Linked DNA regions of Homo sapiens: region 2 is linked to region 1. The links are chromatin loops, found by intact Hi-C in ENCODE. Cell type or tissue: IMR-90. All regions are shown on one strand.

Evidence for each region. Peaks named below come from ENCODE experiments on the same cell type or tissue, not always from the same donor. Only the 100,000 strongest peaks of a DNase experiment are listed, where the experiment ranks them.
Region 2: it touches region 1 in a loop (4-fold over the local background); 2 of 110 quality-filtered maps call a loop at or near these places.

Annotation. Positions count from the first base shown.
Region 1 is chr3:32,015,596-32,023,595 of GRCh38, forward strand. It overlaps a transcript of OSBPL10 not described here. Among named protein-coding and RNA genes, the nearest start is that of ZNF860, 38 kb to the left of the region's middle. In IMR-90, a CTCF peak has its summit at 3,671 (motif pointing right); a DNase peak (open chromatin) is centred at 2,876; H3K27ac peaks cover 207 bases; H3K27me3 peaks cover 154 bases.
Region 2 is chr3:31,606,487-31,614,486 of GRCh38, forward strand. The region is part of intron 5 of STT3B (STT3 oligosaccharyltransferase complex catalytic subunit B); the gene reads left to right. Among named protein-coding and RNA genes, the nearest start is that of STT3B, 78 kb to the left of the region's middle. In IMR-90, a CTCF peak has its summit at 4,415 (motif pointing right); DNase peaks (open chromatin) are centred at 4,425 and 7,345; H3K27ac peaks cover 1,099 bases.

The DNA of each region.
Region 1 (8,000 bases):
AAATGGAATCTAATTAAACTAAAGAGCTTCTGCACAGCAAAAGAAACTACCATCAGAGTGAACAGGCAACCTACAGAATGGGAGAAAATGTTTGCAATCTACTCATCTTACAAAGGGCTAATATCCAGAACCTACAATGAACTCCAACAAATTTACAAGAAAAAAACAACCCCATCAACAAGTGGGCGAAGGATATGAACAGACACTTCTCAAAAGAAGATATTTATGCAGCCAAAAGACACTTGAAAAAATACTCGTCATCACTGGCCATCAGAGAAATGCAAATCAAAACCACAATGAGATACCATCTCACACAGTTAGAATGGCGATCATTAAAAAGTCAGGGAACAACAGGTGCTGGAGAGGATGTGGAGAAATAGGAACACTTTTACACTGTTGGTGGGACTGTAAACTAGTTCAACCATTGTGGAAGTCAGTGTGGTGATTCCTCAGGGATCTAGAACTAGAAATACCATTTGACCCAGCCATTCCATTACTGGGTATATACCCAAAGGATTATAAATCATGCTGCTATAGAGACACATGCACACGTATGTTTATTGCAGCACTATTCACAACAGCAAAGATTTGGAACCAAGCCAAATGTCCAACAATGATAGACTGGATTAAGAAAATGTGGCACATATACACCATGGAATACTATGCAGCTATAAAAAATGATGAGTTCATGTCCTTTGCAGGGACATGGATGAAGCTGGAAACCATCATTCTCAGCAAACCCTCGCAAGGACAAAAAACCAAACACCGCATGTTCTCACTCATAGGTGGGAATTGAACAATGAGAACACATGGACACAGGAAGGGGAACATCACACACTGGGGCCTGTTGTGGGGTTGGGGGAATGGGGAGGGATAGCGTTAGGAGATATACCTAATGTAAACGACAAGTTAATGGGTGCAGCACACCAACATGGCACGTGTATACATATGTAACAAACCTGTACGTTGTGCACATGTACCCTAAAACTTAAAGTATAATTTAGAAAAAAATAAAAGGGTTTTTCCTGGCATCATAAAAGCTTTATATCGATGTTCTCTCTTGCTGCTTTTGGTAATTAGAATAGGTTGTCAAAAAGCTAGAGCAATTGTTGATAGTCTCAAGTTTTAATGCTCTCAATAAATAGTTCAGTTTGGGAGGCAGAATTAAAATGGGACAGTGGAATGCCAGAGAGTTTGGAGTGATCTGGACCAGGATTAAACATCGCATTAGCAGAGTGATCCTGGACCAGGTACTTAATCTGTCTGCATATGAGTATTCTGAAACCTAAATGAGAGACCGTATGTAAAGACCTGGCACCCACATGGCACATTCTTGGTAGCTATTATCTTCATGTGATAATGAAAAGTCTTTACTCCTTATTTCCTTGAAAATATCATTACTTTGGAAAGAAGCTAATGTTTTATAATAAAGTGTTTTCTAGACTAAATTTTTTAGTTCAAAGTTTTGCCCTTTAAGAGATCTGAACTTCCATTAGAACGTGGGAAGAGGGCTGATCACAGCATGCATTTATTGAACTCTGACTTGTATGCCAAACACATATTAATTTCTTATGAATGATTTCATTTGAGCTTCTGGAAACGCTACGAGGCAAATAGCATTGTTTTTCCCATTTTAAAGATGAGGAAATAACTTTCAAAGAAGTTAAAAAGCTTTCCAAAGTTCCAACAGCTAAAAACACCAGCTGTTTGATCCGAAGACCATCTTCTTAGCTATACTGGTCTCAGAATCTAGGTACCTTTTATCAAGCTACACATTTTTACTCTACCAAGTAGTTTTTATTTTGAATCTTCAAACAGAACTGTACTGGATTTTATCATTGGTTTACAGATAAGGAAGCTGATGCTTAAATAACTTACCTAATATGGTTTGGCAAGTGGCTGAGCTGAGATTCAAAAAAAAAAAAATTCATTTTCTCTTAATCTACTGTTTGGTCTGTTTGGGCCCAGGGTTCTGTGTCTTCACAGCTCTACCCTACCACTTCCAAACTGTGCTTAGTAGACTGCACAAAGCCCCGGAAAGTACACTAAACTGGAATCCAAGAGACCTGGGTTTTATTGTTCGCTGTGTTACCAATGAACTATGTGACATCAGTTAAGCCATTTCACTTCTCTGAGCCTCAGTTTTGTCATTTGCTGAAATAATTTGAATTAGGTCACTTTTAATTCTTTTGGCTTTAAGTTTCTATAATCCCAGGTGAATTGTGAACAATCACATTCATTGTGTCACTAAACTTAAAGAAATAAAATGTCAGCCAGGCGCAGTGGCTCATGCCTGTAATCCCAGCACTTTGAGAGGCCGAGGCAGGCAGATCACTTGAGGTCAGGAGTTCGAGACCAGCCTGGCCAACATGGTGAAACCCCGTCTCTACTAAAAATACAAAATTAGCTGGGCTTGGTGGCGGGCGCCTGTAATCCCAGCTACTCAGGGGGCTGAGGCAGGAGAATCACTTGAACCTGGGAGGCGGAAGTTGCAGTGAGCCCAGATGGTGCCATTGCACTCCAACCTGGGCAACAAGAGTAAAACTCCATCTCAATAAATAAATAAATAAATAAATAAATAAATAAATAAATAAATAAAATGTCAAAAATTATGAAATAATTACAGGGACAAATGTGATTGTTAAACTATGATGGTAAAGAAGTTTGATCCCAACCTTTCAGAAACCAGCTTTTTAGAAGGATTGGTGCAATGATAGACGAGATGTGGGAACAAAGCTCAGACTGAGTATCTGTGATCTCAGACAAGTGTTTATTCTTCCTCTGATTTAGTTTGCTTTATGGTTGAATGGAGATAATTCTAATGCCTGTATGTTTGCTTTAAGAAGACTTCTTGCCAGATATTAAAATAGATGAGAAACCAGAGCATAGAAGGGAAAACCAGAGCATAAAAGGGAAACCACACTGGAAAAAAGTTTACAATAAAAATGCTGTAAAAATGCAAGACACGGGTGAGGTCATGTGTGCCTGTAGTTCCAGCTACTCGGGAGGCTGAGGTGGGAAGATCATTTGAGCCCAGGAGCTCAAGGCCACAGTGAGCTATGATCACACCACTGCCCTCCAGCCTGGGCAGCAACACAGCAAGACTCTGTCCTAAGGAAAAAAATGCAAGACATTATATTTGAAGACATCAGTGGCTGAATTTGGAGTCTGGCCAACTGTGTCCATTAAACACACCAAAAGAAAAAAAGGTAGTGTTTTTGTGTGATCACACTGGAAATAATTGAATACAAACAGGCAAAAATCAAAAGGAAGCAAAAGAACTCAGCAATGAAAAGATAAGAACAAGAAGTGAAAGAAGAAAAAAATTAAAATGAGTAGATAAGGTGGAGGAAAGATTCACAAGGGAGAAATGAGAAAAATGAAGAGGACCAGGAGTGGGAAGAAATGAAAAAAGAGGAAAAAAGGAAAAAAAGGTAATTTCTGAAATTGCAATCTCCACCAACGGCCTAAGCTACTCTTGATTTTGAAGGCTGTGCAATCATCACATTCCAGTTTTAGAACATCAACATCACCCACCCCCCCAAATTCCCTTGAATTAATTTCCACAATTGGAGCTCTCCAAAATCCACAGTAGTTTGAGGAACAAGGGAGTGGGGGTGATGTCGTTTAACAAAGTCCGAAGTTGTTCTCCTATTCAGCCACCAGGGGGTAATACATTCCATTCAATTCAAAAAGCATATTTAGGGAAGTTTACCAAGTGCTCCATACTCTAGAGGCTACCCCATGAAAAAAAATAAGGCATCATTCCTTACATTCAAGTGCAATCAATAATATATTTATGCAAGTAATGATGATTCAAGAAGAAATGAACTATTAAATCACATTAGAGCTAAGTCTTATGGCTGAATGGGAATTTATAATAAGCAGAGACGTGTGGTAGGAGGAAGATTCTGAAGAGAGGAGTATAATGGGAAGAAAGATCGGTGCCAATGTTTAAGTAAACTTGTATTACAGTTGGAAGAGAAAGCATCTTCTTAAGTCTGTTTTCATATGTTCAACATCCACAGACTAGTTAATGGGTATTGGCCTCATTTGTAAATATCTAACTAAAAATGAATTTTTTTAAAAAAGATTCAACACAATTTTTAATGATGCAATTATAAAAAATTATTAACTCTGTTTCTTCGCAATAAGAAGGGTAAAATTGTTTGCAGTCTTTCATTGTGTTATCTTTATTTGGCTCCATGATCAATAGCTTCAACTATAGTCTATTTCCTCATCGAGTTAGTTTCTTTGTTCTTTATTTCTACTACACTGGAACATATAAAGTATAACTATCAATCTTTGACTATTGTGGTGAGGGTGCTGCTCTGATGGGTGGTTCTAGATATGTGGATCAAACACGAACCCTGAATTTGCGGAGGGATTTCTCTCCCAGTTCCACTCACAGTGCTCTGTAGAAGCCGAGTCAATGAGCCTACAATGCAAAACACCAGAAGTCTGGATGCTTAATCCACTCTTTGGGTACAATTTGTTCTGATAGTGAATTTTCATAGTTTGTTGCAGCATTTGATTTTTATGTTTTGTTCCTGTTATTTTCTATAGCTTTGTTAAAATTTATATGCCATAAATTCACCCATTGTAAGTATACAATTCATGACTTTTAGAATCTGTATAGTTGTACAATCGTCACCACATTCCAATTTTAGAACCCTGCCCAATTTCCTTTAGCCCATTTGCAGACATACTCCACTTCCATATCCAGCTCCAGGTTAGCCTGATCTGCTTTCTCTTTCTCTAAATTTGCCCTCTCTGGACATTTCATGTCATACTATATGTAGTCTTCTGCACTTAGCTTTTTTCATTTAGCATAATGTTTTCAAGGTTCATCTATGTTGTAGCATGTATCAGTACTATATCATTCCTTTTTATTTCTAAATAGAATTCCATTGTATGGGCATACTACATTTGTTTATCAATTCATTAATTAATTGACATTTGGATTCTTTCCAGTTTTCAAATAATGCTGCTATGAGTAATTGCGTACAAGTCTTTGTGATGGACATAAAAGACAAAATGTGCTGAGCAATTAAGGAGATGATTTCATTCAAGCTTTTATAATAGGCAAAATGTTCATTAATGAAAAACATCTCCAGGAGAAAAAAAAAAAAGAAGACCTGGGATTTTATAGAAGCGGGTAAGCAAGAGAGCCACCAGTGAGTCTTATAGGAGTCCTAAGGAATGATGGCAGGAAATATGCAAGAGCAAGGTGGTTGTGTTAGTCCGCTAGGACTGCCATAATGAAATACCACAGACTGGGTGGCTTAAACAACAAAACTCGTATTTTCTCAGAGTTCTGGAGGCTGGATGTCTAAGATCAAGGTGTCAGTAGAGTTGGTTTCTGCCATGGACTCTCTTTTTGGCTTGCAGATGGCTGCCTCTTGCTGTGTCCTCACTTGGACTTTCCTGTGTGTACGTGCTTTCCTGATATTGCTTCCTCTTCTCATTAAAACACCAGTTCTGTTGGATTGGAGCCCCATCCTCATTACCTCATTTAACCTTAATTACCTCTTTAAAAGCCCTGTGTCCAAGTATAATCACATTCTGAGGTGTACTGTGGGTTAAGACCTCAATATATGAATTGGGGCGTGGGTGGGACATAATTAAGTCCATAACAGTGATTCTTTGTGGGTAGTCTTTCTTACAAATACAAAAGTGTGGGTATTTTCTCCGCGTTGCTGCTTTCCAGGAGCACAGGCTCAAATAAAGTTCAACGTCATGAGGACAGATGTTATCATTTCTCTTGTGTATATTCCTAGAACTGGAATTACTGGGTTACGTTTAACATTTTAAGAAGCCATTTGCCAACATATCTGCACCGTTTTAACTTCCCACCAATAATATTAAAGGATTCCAGTTTCTCCACTCCCTTACGCTCATGAATGCTTTCTTTTTTATTTCAGCCATTCTGGTAAAAGTAAATGGATATTTCATTGTGGTTTTAATTTATATTTCTCTAGTGATTAATGATGTTGAACACCTTTTTCATGTACTTGTTAACCATTTGTATATCTTCTTTAGTGAAATATCTCTTCAAATCCATTGCCCATTTAGGAGTTTTAAAAATATATTCTAGGCTGGGTATGATGGCTCACACCTGTAATTCTAGCATTTTGGGAGGCTGAGGTGGGCAGATAGCTTGAGCCCAGGAGTTTGAGACCAGCATGGGCAACATAAGCAAAACTCCATCTCTACAAAAAAATACCAAAAAAATTAGCTGGGCATGGTGGTGCATGACTGTAGTCTCAGCTACTAGGGAGGCTGAGGTGGGAGGATCACCTGAGCCTGAAGAGGTTGAAGCTGCAGTGAGTCATGGTCGTGCTACTGCACTCCAGCCTGGGCAACAGGAGATAATCTGTCTCGAAAAAAAAAAAAGTAAAACAAAATATGTATATTCTAGATATAAGTCGTTTGTCAGGTACATGATTTGCAAATCTTATTACCCAGTCTGTTTAACTTGTCTTTTCATTTTGTTAGTGGTGTTTTTTGAAGAGCTGAAGTTTTCAACTATAATGAAGTCCAGCTTATCTATTTTTTCTGAAGTGTTGCATATAGATATGCAGTTGTCCCAGCACCATTTTGTTATGGAACCGAACTGGGGTCTCTCACTTGGTGCAGCAAAGCCAAACACTGACATTGGGATTTGCAGCAAGAGAAAGTGAGGCATGTATTGCAGGGCACCAAACAGGGAGAATTGGGCAGCTCATACTTAAGACCCAAACTCCCAGATGGTTTACAGGTAAGGGTTTTTTAGGATGGCGAGGCAGTTACAGGCAAAGTCATAAATCAATACATGGAGGCTACACATTGGTTTGACCTAAAAAGGTGGGACATCTTGAAGTAGAGGCCCATAGGTCATAGGTGGATTCAAAGATTTTCTGATTTGAGGCCTGGCATGGTGGCTCACGCCTGTAATCCCAGCATTTTGGAAGGCTGAGGCGGATGGATTGCTTGAGCTCAGGAGTTTGAGACTAGCTTAGGCAATGTGGTGAAACCCCATCTCTACAAAAATACACAAATTAGTTAGGCATGGTGGCTGGCACCTTGACTATTTGGGAGGCTGAGGTGGGAGGATCACTTGAGCCCGGGAGGCAGAGGTTGCAGTGAGCCAAGATTGCACACACTGCACTCCAGCCTGGGTGACAGAGCAAGATGCTGCAAAAAAAAAAAATTCTGATTTGCGATTAAAGGACACAAAGCTTTGTCTAAAAATTTGGGATCAGCAGAAAAGAACGTTAATTCTGGCCTGGGAGTGTGACTTCTGCCAGACTGCCTAGGAAGACATCTAAAACAAATAGCGGTGGTCAGAGTTCAGTCCTCAAGTCCCTCATATTTGACATCTGTGTGCCAGTGGATCTGTTTGGTGGAGGTCTGGGTTTCTGAAAAACAACTCAGGTACATATGTTAAGATATCTTTAGTTTCTATAGGGAATCAAACATCTCCTGACTTTAGCTTCTGTGGCTCCTGTTTTAAGCTACTATTAACTTCTTGCTTATCAAGTTGTTCATTTACTTTTCAAGGCTAGTGATATGGTTTGGCTGTGATCCATCCAAAACTCATCTTGAATTGTAGCTCCCATAATTCCCACGTGTCCTGGGAGGGACCCAATGGGAGGTAATTGAATCATGGGGGCGAGTCTCTCCCTTGCTGTATTTGTGATAGTGAATAAGTCTCACAGGATCTCATGGTCTTATAAGGGGGAGTTTCCCAGAACATGCCCTCTTGCCTGCTGCCATGTAAGATGTCCGTGTGCTCTTCCTTTATCTTCCGCCACAATTGTGAGGCCTCCCCAGCCATGTGAAACTGTGAGTCCATTAAACCTCTTTCCTTTATAAATTACCCTGTCTCAGGTATGCCTTTATTAGCGGTGTGAAGACTGACTAATACAGCTAGATAGGTGCCCAGAATGTCCCTTGAAGGAACTCAAGACTTTTCTTTATTTCCATGCTTGGGCCACCCACAAGCCCCTAAAAGAACC
Region 2 (8,000 bases), 410 kb before region 1:
AGGTACAGTTCAGACAATGGCTTCAGAGGTTGCAACCTGTAAGTCTCGGCAGCTTCCACATGGTGTTGAGCTTGCAGGTGCACAGAAGTCAAGAATTGAGGTTTGGGAGCCTCCACCTAGATTTCAAAGAACGTATGGAAATGCCTGGATGTCCAGGCAGAAGTTTGCTGGAGAGGTGGGGCCCTCAAAGAGAACCTTTGCTAGGGCAGTGTGGAAGGGAAATGTGGGCTTGAAGCCCCCATACAAAGTCCCCACTGGGGCACTGCCAAGTGGAGCTGTGAGAAGAGAGCTACCGTCTTCCAGACCTCAGAATGGTAGATTCACTGACAGCTTGCACCATGCGCCTAGAAAAGCTGCAGACACTCAATGCTAGCCCATGAAAGCAACCAGGAGGGAGGCTGTACCCTGTAAAGCCACAGGGGCAGAGCTGCCCAAGACCATGGAAACCCACCTCTTGTATCAGCGTGACCTGGATGTGAGACATGGAGTCAAGGGAGATCATTTTGGAGCTTTAAGATTTGACTGCCCTGCTGGATTTTGGACTTGCATGGGACCTTCAGCGCCTTTATTTTGGCCCATTTCTCCCATTTGGGCTGGGTGTATTTATCGAGTGCCTGTACCCCCATTGTATCTAGGAAGTAACTAACTTGCTTTTGATTTTACAGGCTCATAGGCAGAAGGGATTTGCCTTGTCTTGGATGAGACTTTGGACTGTGGGTTTTTGTGTTAATGCTGAAATGAGTTAAGACTTGGGACTATTGGGGGACTATTGGGAAGGCATGATTGGTTTTGAAATGTGAGGACATGAGATTTGGGAGGTGCCAGGGCAGAATGTATGGTTTGGCTGTGTCCCCACCCAAATCTCATCTTGAATTGTAGTTCTCATAATTTCCACATGTTGTGGGAGAGACCCGGTGGGAAATGATGCATGGGAGTGGTTTTCCCCATACTGTTCTCCTGGTGGTGCATAATAACTCTCACAAGATCTGATGGTTTTGTAAGGGGAAACTCCTTTCGCTTGGTTTTCATTTCTCTCTTGCATGCCACCTTGATTGTGAGGCCTCCTCAGCCACATGGAACTGTGAGCATTAAACCTCTTTTTCTTTGTAAATTGCCTAGTCTCAGGTATGTCTTTATCAGCAGTATGAGAACAGACTGATCCAAGTGTTATATAATTGAATAAATGTATATAGTTGAAAAAGTCAAATACTACAGGGTTTATAGCAAATAAAACGTTGATTTCCTGTTTTTTGTTGTTTTTGGGGGGTTGTTGTGGTTGTTGTTGTTTGTAGAAATGGTAGGGGGATCTCATTAAGTTGCCCAGGGTGGTCTCGAACTCCTGGGCTGAAGTGGTCCTCCCACCTCCGCCTTCCAAAGTGTTGGGATTACAGGCGTGAATCACTGTGCCCAGCAGCATTTTATTTAATATAGCTACATTTTGTTGCCACAAAATATTTGGGATTACACCCCAGTATTTACAGTGGTATTCAGTATGTAATTAAACAAGTAGTTTTGATGGTTTTGATCCTAAGGTATTGAAAACAATAAGAGGCTGTACAGTTTTATGTTTGTGGCAGATAAAGTTTTATCAAGACAAGATTCCATCTTCTACAGATGCAATATTATTATTTGCATTAATTGTTTTGCCTTTACTGTTTATTGTACCTTCAAGGTAGGTGAGCCAAGAGCAGACAGGCAAACGGGACTACAATAACTACACTCCTCCGCCCCTATTTTTTCCATAGGTTTTCATTTAAAATTAGAAGTTTCAGTGTTGATTACATAAAGTGAGTTTTCAAGATGAGTGTTGTAACAGGCACTGAAGCTAGTTATTGGGGGAAAGAGATGGGATTTTCCTTAGATCGGTTTACAATATTTATGGATCTTCTTTGCAGCTTTGCCAGTGGATATTTTAGAGGTTATTGGGGTTGGGGGAAACTGAAAGTTCAAACACAAAGGGAAGATGGTATTGCTTGCACCACCTATGCTGCTAATATGACTCATTGTGTAGTTCACAAGGATTAGTCCTCCAGTATCTCCTTATATTAAAACTCGGGATATTTAGAGCAAGGATCTCACCTGTGTTGTAGCAATAATCATTGGCCTGATCAAAAAGGCTTTCAGTGAATAGAAACAGTCTTCATGTTCTACAGGCCAACCATTATCTAGAAGAATAGACCTGAGTGAGATTTCCTTTAAAGGTCTATTCTTCTCATTGAGAAATGTGTGTTTCATAGTCCAGAAGAATTAACTCCTGCATAGAAGTAGTTATGGATTCTTCATGGTATCAGTTAAATGAATTTAGGAGCCTACTACAGTAGTAGTCGACAATAAGAAAAGGATGTGTTGGCCAGGTGCAGTGGCTCACGCCTGTAATCCCAGCACTTTGGGAGGCTGAGTTGGGTGGATCACGAGGTCAAGAGATCGAGACCATCCTGGCCAACATGGTGAAACCCCATCTCTACTAAAAATACAAAAATTAGCTGGGCTTGGTGGCATGCACCTGTAGTCCCAGCTACTCAGGAGGCCGAGGCAGGAGAGTTGCTTGAACCTGGGAGGCGGAGGTCGCAGTGAGCCGAGATCATGCCACTGCACTCCAGCCTGGCGACAGAAAAAGACTCTGTCTCAAGAAAAGAAAGAAAAGGATGTGTTAAGAAGAACCAAAACGTTTTTAGTGGCAACATGACTTGTGGTAACAGGATTTGTGATTTCCTGTAGTTTAAATCTTTTTTTATTTTTTGTTTGTTTTACTCTCTTCTTTATGAGTGAATTAAATTTGCTGGTATTTGTCTTTTACTACTTCTTGATATGTTAGGTATAGTCACTACTTAGCTCTAGAAGCTACTGAGGATCATTACCTAACACCTCTTAAGTTACATAAAAATTATATATTCCATGAGTTTTTCATAGTCTCCAAACACACCACACATACAGTACCTTTGTAATTTCACTATATTTTAATATTATTTCATTAAACATTGCCAGAATTAAATGAATTGTTCCCACAGGGTAGAACTTAAACCAAGATGTACTTTGTTTAGATTTGTTTTTTCATTTTAGTTATCAGTACCAGATACACTTGCTGAGTTTGTTTTTTTGTTTTTTTGTTTTGTTTTGTTTTGTTTTGAGACAGAATCTCACTCTGTCACTCAGGCTGGAGTGCAGTGGTGCCATCTCGGTTCACTGCAACCTCTGCCTCCTGGGTTCAAGCAATTCTCCTGCCTCAGCCTCCTGAGTGGCTGGGACTACAGGCATGTGCCACCACACCTGGCTAATTTTTGTATTTTTAGTGGAGATGGGGTTTCACCGTGTTGGGCAGGCTGGTCTTTAACTCCCAAAGTTCTGGGATTACAGGCGTGAACCACCACACCCGGCCACACTTGCTGTTTTAAAAATGTTGTGATTAAGTATCTCTACTGAAGTGTTTTGAACACGTAAGTAATTTCTTGCTGCTTTTACAAGTCTGGAGTTTGTAAAATATAAGTTTCAGTGATTCATTCTCAACATAGTTTATAATGAGCATTGTCCTTGGAAAAGAGAAATGATTTTTATCATTATGTATGCCTGTTAAGTTAATCATATATTTCTCTGCTGGTCAAGAAGAATCAGTGTTTTGTGTTTTTTTGTTGTTTTATTCTTTAATCCATGTTTCTTACTATTCTTTATCCTGCATATCTACCAGGGTTCACAGTAACCAGAAGTGATTACAAAGAAATAAAATATCTTTAGTATTCAAAGCCTTCATAAGCCTTTAATCATATTTGTTTATAATAAAGCAAAATTGGTTGGATTTTAAAGTATCTACCCGTTGTGTGTGTTTTGGCTAATACTATTTTGGTTGAGAGAGAGCAAAGCAATTCAAAAATGCTAATGTGATTTAACATGGGTTAAAGTTAATGGGAATATAGTATTTGCATAACCTTTTCTAACTTTATTTACATAAAAAGAAGTATAACAATAACTTAAAAGTGTAAAGAGCACTGTCAATGTAAGCTGCAATGCCTTATCAGAGAGAAGGTACTTAAAGATTGCTTTGGGGAACAGCAAACTTCTTCAATACTTAAAATTTCATTTGAATTTGAGTCAGACTTTTCAGTGCCTTTTCTTTTCTAGAATAATTCACTTGAGCACATTAAGTCAAGGACTATGGTATATTTCTTCTCTATATCTGTCTCGTCCCACCCTTGGATATAAAATATTTCCAAGAATGTAGACATCTTTAGGTTCTGTTGAGATTATTACTTATCTGTCCCAGATGAGAGATTTTCTTTGGTTAAGAATAAACAGAATAATAATATATGTGTGTGTATATGTATATACATATCTTTCTAATGGTAATTTTTTGTGGAATTTTTCTCACACATTGGAATTATCATCTCCAGTAATGAATGCCAGTAACTGTGCATCCACAGGATGGCAGTGTGGTAACATTTTCATGATGTAATAAATGATTTACAACACTATTGGTATCATGTATTTCCTTAGAGCTCACCACTTTGATGGAATGCTTTATTCTTCTAACTTAAAGGGTAAGAAAAGTAGGTTTACATGGATGGATAGAAAATTGTAATAGATGGGTATAGTAGTTTAGTTAGGGTTCTTAAAGAGTTCATTGGAAGGAGAATTGGTAGAGAATGATGGCTATGGGTTTGTCTTGTTGAGGTCTTCTGAAAACACTAGAGAACAGTACCAGACATTAATTACCTCTTCGAAGTCCATGTCAAGAAAAGAAGAGATCTTAAGTTTTATAGAGCCTTTCCCCCACCAAATGTCACATGACCTTTCTTCCTAATATTATGGTTATTTGTTTACATCTCTGATTTTTAGCAATTTATCTGACTCTTAGAGGGTAGGATTGATCTTAATGGGATTTTCTGTTTTTAGAATATATTGACCATACTCAAGTTAATGTTTAAATGCATAAATTGAAGAGGTAATTTCTAAACATATATTAGATGCTGTAGTACAAAGTCTGGCAAAAAGCGTATGTTTTCATTTTGCAGTGGAGATTGTGTTTCTTTATTTATTTTGAGATGGAGTTTCGCTTTTGTTGCCCAGGCTGGAGTGCAGTGCGATTTCAGCTCACTGCAACCTCTGCCTCCCCAGTTCAAACGATTCTCCTGCCTCAGCCTCCCAAGTAGCTGGGATTACAGGCACGCGCCACCACACCCAGCTAATTTTTGTAATTTTAGTAGAGACGGGGTTTCTCCATGTTGGTCAGGCTGGTCTCAAATTCCCAACCTCAAGTGATGCATCCGCCTCAGCCTCCTAAAGTGCTAGGATTACAGGTGTGAGCCATCATGCCTGGCCAAGATTGTGTTTATTTTTAAGAATTGAGTTACTTCACCATTTTTTTTACTCAGATGTATCTAATTTCTTATTTTCTATGTCTTAAAATGTAGATTTGTAAATGAGATTTAAATTGAGATATAGCAATATATGTGTAATTTTACAAATTCAAGCAGAGCAGTCAGTATTAAGCAAGGTATTTGTTGTATTTGACATATTATCTGGCAAGCAATCTTCAACTTTATTTAATGGAAGTACAAGTTGAGTACTCCTAATTTGAAAATTCAAAACTTTCTGAGCACCAATATGATTCTCAAAGGAAATATTCACTGGAGCGTTTCCTGTTTTGCATTACCAGTTTGGGTATGCTCAGCTATTAAGTATAATGCAAATATTCCAAAAATCCAAAAAACTTCTAGTCCCAAGCATTTTAGATAAGGGATATTCAAATTGTGTCTATCCGTGCACTGAAGAGTGTTATGACATAAAACACATACCTCCAATATGTAAACATCTCAGGTTCAGTGATCCAAAAAATGTGAAAAATAGGTACTTGGGTCCAGTTCTCTTAAAAGTAAATGCTTATGTTTGGATTGTTGTAGATACCACGTTTATCAGATTTGTACCATTGGTGCTGGTAAGTGGGTATGAATGAGACTAATTGGGATAGAGGAAGTTTCAAGGTAAAATACTGTTGAAAACTTGTCTGTTTCTATTAGTTTATCTTTAGCATTAACCTATGTTTACCAAATAATACAAATTAAAGTCCCACCTGGGCTTTTTCATTTCCTATTTTCTTTTTCTTGAACTCTCCATCACTCTTATTATTAACTTAAACTCTAGTGCATCTGCTTCTGTATAAAATGTTTTCTACTTTACTAATGATAGTAAATATCTCTGAGAAGTTGCAGGGAAGTGCTGAATTGAGAGTATTATCGGGTCTCCTCTTTTCAAATACGCCTGGAAATGAATTTGAGCAAATGTCTAAGATGAAACTTCATCTGTAGTTACCAAACATGATTGCTAAAATTTTTACATTGTCAAGCAAAGTGTGGCTCCATTTGAAGAGAAAGTATGAATATGACTATGAATATGTATTTGTGTACCCATATACCTGCTAGTGATTATTTCTGGAGAATGTGACTTAGAGGGAAATAAATAGGGTGGAAACTTTTTCACTTTTTACTTTAAGACAAAAACAACATCTATTACCTTTGCAATTGAACCAATTATCCATACAGACAGATGCAGATTTGTGGTTACCATGGGCTGGAAATAGGACAGAATGTGGAGTAGTAAGAGCTTAGTGAGTGTAGGGTTTTGTTTTGGGGTAATGAAAATTCTTTAGGACTATAGAGGGGTAGTGGTTGCACAACCTTATGCGTGTACTCAATATCCCTGAATTTGTTCTCTTTAAAATGGTTATGTCATGTGACTTTCACCTCAATTTTTTTAAGAAGGCTTTTTCATTCAGTTTGTATCATTTCTTATATTAAACCTAAATTCTGTGGCAGTGTTACAGCATTCAGTGTTTATTTGTACTTAGAAGAAAGAAATCCAGCTTCAGAAGTGATTGTCGTGTTTCAACATAAGTGGACTTAGCTATAATAAAAACATAAATGACATAAGGTTTTCTCAGGCCTAGTCAGTTTCTAGTTGTGCCTTTGTGTGTTCAGTGTTTGTCTAGGATTTGACTTCTCAGCTCTGGATATCTGAAAGGCCTGTTGATCATAGAATCTTAGTTTATAATTGTTGGGAGGGATCTACAAATCTTGTCCAACCCACATTCTATAGTGAGGAAACTGAAGCTTTTGCTGTTAAGTAGTTGTAAGATTACATAGTGATCTTCTTCTCAGTTTTTAATTTTCTTTATACTTTAGTATGCATGGTTCTTTTTTTTTTCTCTCTCTTTCCTGCCTCTGTGACTCTCCTTTATCAGGGCTTCAACAGGCTGATTTGTTTAAAAAAATAATTTGTAGACATTTCGGGTCATGTGACGGGGAAATTTTTGTTTAACTTTGATTACATTTGGGTTTGGGTACGTCATAGAGGGTAATTCCATTCCAACATTAATGTGTTTGGAAAGAACGTTATCTGATGGATTATGTCTGTTGTCTTCTAGACATCTGGTCCTCCATTAGCTTGAGGTCAGTGGAAACTTTACTTACTTTGGTCCTTCCTATTAAATTTATGAGCTTCTTACTGTCTTCCTAACACTGTGGTCATCTCTTATCATATAGATTGTGAGGCAACTTAATATTTGAACCAGTAGCCCCTAACTTCCTTCTCTAGATGGATTTCTTTTAAAAGCAAATGAATATTCTTTCTCATCTAAGTTGGGTGAGGAGGAAAGTGTGTAGTACACTATGCTACACAGTATATAGGATACACAAATACGTGTATTCCTAAATATACCCCCCAATCTTTGTTTTTGATAGAGTAGTTTATTTGCCAAAAACTATTAAATGATGTGTAATCTGTATAAATGGGGTAGTTTTTACGTTAACTTATTTCAGATGGGCTTTATTTCTAATGAATTTTTAGTTTCAGTGACTTCAAATACTTTCTCTCTAATCAATTGCGTAACAGTGGTCTGTGAATATAAAGCAGGTATTTGACACAAATTGTAAATCCCTCCCCAGTTTCCTTGTCCATTTAGATTGACAAACTTAATTTAGATTGATGAGAATACTATAACATACTTAGTGTGA